2 separate regions of the Mus musculus genome follow, and region 2 is linked to region 1. The links are chromatin contacts, found by Hi-C or POLR2A ChIA-PET in ENCODE. All regions are on one chromosome and are shown on one strand. The core of a region is the stretch at or near the end of the contact, and the rest is flanking DNA. Distances in the headings are between cores, read along the strand shown.

Region 1 (2,700 bases), core at 84-2,583:
TGGGCATAGTGAGTAGTAGCCTGCTTACCCAAGTGCCCTGAATTCTACTCCCAGTATGGGGGTGGGGGAATGGGGAGGGCACAAATAAATAAAAGAGCAAACAGAACCCTTTCTCCTACAAGCATAGCTGCTTTGCAGAAATAATTTATAGACTATACTGTGACTCTTGAAAGAGGATGTTTCATATTTTGATCGTCTCTTCAAAGCATTTGAAAATAAATCTAGTAACATAACAGAGGCATCAGACCAGTGTCTGTGCTGAAAACAACGGGTGACAAAATGCGATGACAAAGCAAACCATTTTCACTTAATAACATTTTCATTCAGTTTGGTGAATCACAGCTAGAACTGGAAGAGATCTCCAGAATACTTTATCAGTTTCTTACTTCTACAGGAAATGATTACAGAGGACTCTCCGTGATCCAGTTCATGCATCATCTCACATCCTGACTTATCTAACGTGAACACACACTTAACACACCATCCATCACGATTTTCTGTCATGTGCCTTCTATAGCTTCGGGACAAGGAATAGACAGCATATTTACCAGTCTCGACATTGATCATATTGATAAAAACACAAAGCTGCTTGCTCAATCATTACAAAATGAAAGTAAAGAAGGGTGAGATTTCTTTTTAAGATTCAAAATATTCAAAAACATAAACATTATCTGAGTGTTTGACTTTTGCCCTCGGGAAGGGAGCGCCAGGGAACTAAGGTCAACTGAGCAGAGGAATTTGGTGAATCTTAAACAGCAGTATATTGAAAAATAGGTTGTACAATTCCTAATAAAGCTTTTTCTAAGGGCACACCTTTAGTTTTTTAAGAACAAGCTGGCCATATTCTTGAAGCTTTGGGAGAAAGAACAAACTAACTAGGAATAGTGTCCTGCGGGGTAACTAACCTGTGAGGATCCCTTTCACAACAGAAGGCAGCCCTTTCCCCCAGGTCCTCAACAGCCAAAGGCACACACCCACACCCACTCCACTCCTAACACCCCGTCAAGCCCCCAACACGCGGCACGCCCTCCGCCAGTCCCCAACACAGGCGTCACGCCCCCAACACGCGCGGCACGCCCCCCGCCGGCCCCCCAACACGCGGCACGCCCTCGCTCCGCTCACCCACGCATTACCTGCGGCCTGGCTGGGTTGCGCGACACGGTCAAGGCGCCGCAATTGCGGCGAAGGCCTGCTCCAGGGCCGGGGGATCCCGGGCGGCAGGTAGGAGCCTGACTTCCGCCGGATGGCCACCCGCCTGAAGTTATGGTCGCTCTCGCTGTTCATGGTGGCCTGCGGTCACTCCCGCAAGCCTTGCCCCGCGCGCGTCCAGGTTGCGCGACTCCCTGCGCTCCCTCCCCGCGCAGGCCTCGCTTCCCGGGCCTGCGCTCCGACTCCGTCGTCGGACTCTCCGGCAGCGGCCGGCCCAGGCCGCCCCCGCTGCACAGCCAATCGCCAGAGTGCAGCGCGGTCCCGCCCGAGCGCCGAAGAGGCTTGGGGGGGACCGGCGTCGCCCATTGGCCCAGGGGAAGGCAGAGTGCACCTGCCTGGCTCACCTGAACCTCAGAAACGCCTCATCAGCTTACTTACCGACCACGCCCTGGGATGCTGGAAGAACAGTCTGGCTGTTACTCACCACACTTTCAAGAGCCAAAGTCTCCCAGGCTACCGCGCTGCAAACTTTAGGTAAGGAAACCCAGCTTTGAAAATGACTGAGAAGCCGGAATTCCAGATGCACCGCCGGCTCTTGGAAGAAGCGAATCAGCTTGCCGGGAGCGCTGTTCAAGCAATAAGGAAGCGCAGCTCTCACCTTAAAGGGAATAAAAGTTTCTTCTGCAGCCCTTTTGAGTAACCATGGCCCAGGAACACAGATTTAGACAACCTCAAATTCCATGTTCCAATGCGGAAGCAGTCTTAGAGTTTCACAGAACAAAGAAAGTCGTAAATCAAGGCAAGTTTAAAGTCCATTGGTAGGTATATCAGAGAGGCGGTTACCAGCAAGATGGAGGTTTTTGAATAGGCTTGAGATACTATCTCGTGACATTCTTAGCTTTGTGGTTGCTAGAAGTCATCTAAGTCAGTCAATAGATTCCAAAGGTTAGTTTAATCTGTTAGTCATGGGATGTTAGTTTTAAAGTAGAGGTGGACAAGAAATGACTGTTCCCCTGGGCTAAAGCTAGGCCAAGGTAAGTTAATTAGCCTCTGGGCTTGCAGCGTTCTAACCTCTCTACAGTACTGAAGTTCTAACCAGCCAGTCAGTCGGTGCAGACAGATTCCCTTCAGATTTCATCCACAGAATAACACTGGTTTCCAGAACAGCACAAGACCCAGTTTATCATGACCACTGTTAAAGATAATGTAGTAATAAAGTCAACAGATTTATGAATATGAAGCAGTTTCCAATGTACATTTCCACGGCAGAAAAAGGACATGACCACAGAGAAAAGACAAAAGTAGCTAACATGGTTACCTGGCTCAAGACAATAGCTTTTTTTTTTTTTAAAGATTTATTTATTTATTATATCTAAGTACACTGCAGCTGTCTTCAGACACTTCAGAAGACACTTCACACACTTCAGAAGAGGGAGTCAGATCTCCTTACGGATGGTTGTGAGCTACCATATGGTTGCTGGGACTTGAACTCAGGACCTTCAGAAGAGCAGTCGGGTGCTCTTAACCGCTGAGCCATCTCACCAGCCCGAC
Region 2 (2,700 bases), core at 35-2,534, 310 kb after region 1:
AGAGATCACCTGCTTGTGATGACACCAAGAGGAAGGTATGAGCCATCATCTCCATCTTCAAGGTGGAGGATGCCAGGAGCTGCTCCAGCCCCGCCTCTCACATCTTCTTCCTAGGAACGCTCCCCCATCGTTTGCTGTGGCTGTGACCCACGAGGCAATTTCCCAGCTGCTGCAGACAGACCTTTCTGAATTTAAGAGGTTGCCTGAACAAGAGGAGGAGGAGGAAGAGGAGGAAGAAGAGAAAGCCCTCGTGACCTGTAAGTTCCACTCATATGGCTCTGGGATTGTTTAACAAGTGACAAACTCAGATTGACACTAAAGGTCAGTGCCAGCGTGCCATCAGGACAGCAGTGTTGGAGTTCAGCAAGAGCACGATGTGGCATAGAAAACCTGCAATGGACTGAGCAGCACGTGGGTCAAAGGCGGCCAGTGAGACGGTGGCCCACCTTTGTGCTGTCTTGATGGTGCTTCAGAGCACATAGAAATGAGTGGTGCCTGTCCTGCCTTACACACGAGAAGTGCAAGGTGTTGGTTCACAGCCACACAGCCAACCTCACCTGTACTCACTGTCCCCCTTGGCTAACACGAGGCCCTTAGCAGAGTGGCACATCCACCTCGGGGAGGGGGCAACTGTTGTCTAGGTCCCCTGCCTTGACTTACCTTAGTTGGGATCATTAGATGTCAGTGATCCCAATCATGAGGTGACGAAGATGGACATTTCGTGTCCACTGGCTACAGCCATCAGTGAGTTGAGCCCTACAGTGGTACACCAAACCAAAGGAACCCAGGAACAGAACGGGGAGCAAACGCCAAGAGGCCCCAAGACCACTTGACAGAGCGTTTGTTTATAAAATCCAGGCTCTTTTTCTGCATGACTCTCTTTCCTCCTATTTTGCTGCAGTACCAGAAGTATTAGGAGGGAAGTGGTGGCTGCAGGTATGCACACAGGATGTGGGCCGAGTTTCCAGGCAGTAGAGGGAGCCTCTCTTTGCCCAGCTTTAGGCCATGTGTAGAAGGACAAAGAACACTGTAGGAGAAAAAAGAAACCTACTTCAGCCTTAGCACTTGCGCCTACCAGCCACTCTCCTCACCCCCCATTTCTGGCCCCTTCCGCAGCTCCCTGCCAGCCTTCAAGCCAGCATGGCCTTGCCCCCTGCCTAGGAGACAACTATCCATAAAGACAGGCGGCCATTGTTCTCTATAAAGCCAGCAGACAATCCAGTCTGGCAGCAGCTGCCGCCAAGGCCCATCCTTACCCCTCCAGCTAGGAGACAGTATCACCTGCTGGTGGGAAGGAGAATTGCAGCCGGCAAACCAGGCCTTAAACCCAGGCGTCTGGAGAAGGGATGTGCCTTCCCCGCCTTCCCTGCCTGTCCCAGAGCTGCCATGCAAGCCTAGGCTTGTAGCCTTGCGCACTGTTGCAAGTCTGTTGTTGGCACGCTGTTCTTGCCAGCTGTCTCAGCACATTCTTTGAGGCTTATTGCCCCAGGCAGAAATGTGACTAAGGCACCTCCATGCCCACCTACCAGCACTTCCCTGTGATTGTTGTGAAGATAGACCTCCCGGGCAGTTCCTAAGGCTCAAGACTATAGCCCTTGGCCAGAAAATCAGGGTAGGACTCCAAGAGCCTGAGGCTGAGCATTACCGTAGGGCTTGCCATCTTCATTTTTAATTGCCCATTCTTCCTCTTGAGCAAAATTCAAGTCTAAACCTATTGCTGGAAATAGCAGTGTAACCAAAGGCTAAAAAGAGACAGCCCAGGCCTAGAGGCCCAGCCTTGCTCAACGTTCCCTCCATACCAGCAGTCTCCAGGAGCAAGGAGACCACAACAGCTCTCCAGGTAGTCATGGAGTCTACCTGTGTACAGAGGAGGAAATGAAAGACATGAGAAGTAATGTGGTTAGGGATGGGCTTAGACACAGGAAACTTGAGTTCTTCAGGGTCCCATTTAGAGCTGTGGTCCCTAGGCTGGGCCTAACAAAGTCAGTTCTCCAGCTCCTCAGCCTCCACTCCCACAGCTGCTGCTAATAGTCCCCAGCATGATGGCTGCAGCAGACTAGATGGCCTGCCCCCAAGCAGGCTTGTTAGACTTACCCTTCTCCCTGCTCATTGCTTTCCTCCCATGCCTCCCTCCAGCCTCTTCCACTCCTCCCGTTTCTTCCATGGCCATACTTCTGACTAAGCACACTTCTCCCAGTTCTCCTTGTTCCTCTGCTGTGGCCTTTGATACTTGAACCCTCTGGTTGGGGGTTGGGAAATTGGGGTGGGACTTTTGTTATTGATGTTCTAGTTTTTTCTACCTTTTACATGTACATGTACATTATTTTGAAATAATAAGTATGCATGCAGTGAATTATGAGAAATAACAGAGATATCCCGACTATATATACACGACCCCGTTTTCCTCCTAGGAACATCATAGAAAACTATAACAGTATGTCACACACAAGATCTGAATATGGTCAGACACAAGCCAGCTTCCTTATTGCAAGGATTCTACATGTAACCTTCCACAGGCCACTAACTCTCCTTCCCTGCTGTAGCCAGTCCTTAACTCCCAACGGTGACTAGTTTTCATCATTTCAAAAAGGCCTATCACTGGAATCGCACGGCCGACAGTTGGGGTTAGTGTCTTCCACTTGGTGTGATTCTCTGAAGATGGACCTGGCCACTTCACTCAGTTCTCCTGGACCCTTACCC

The links. A loop is a pair of places that touch in the nucleus more often than their neighbours do. ChIA-PET counts read pairs that join two places held with the same protein, here RNA polymerase II (POLR2A).
Region 2: a map of v-Abl transformed pro-B cells shows a loop between it and region 1 (7-fold over the local background). The contact joins the enhancer-like site here to the promoter of Fgd4 in region 1. A Hi-C loop is called at or near these places in 3 of 37 maps with a recorded cell type or tissue (T-helper 17 cell and v-Abl transformed pro-B cells). POLR2A ChIA-PET finds 5 or more read pairs at or near these places in 1 of 5 experiments (embryonic stem cell).

The regions. Positions count from the first base shown.
Region 1 is chr16:16,598,645-16,601,344 of GRCm38, forward strand. Fgd4 (FYVE, RhoGEF and PH domain containing 4) reads right to left here and starts at 1,334. Exons shown (of 17, transcript NM_001301817.1): 1 at 1,134-1,334. The coding sequence starts at 1,284.
Region 2 is chr16:16,910,825-16,913,524 of GRCm38, forward strand. Ppm1f (protein phosphatase 1F (PP2C domain containing)) reads left to right here. Exons shown (of 8, transcript NM_176833.4): 3 at 115-257. Among named protein-coding and RNA genes, the nearest start is that of Ppm1f, 16 kb to the left of the region's middle. Within about 2 kb of position 1,285, at least 2 of the 3 ENCODE cell types and tissues checked have a DNase peak (open chromatin) inside an H3K27ac peak, as active enhancers do.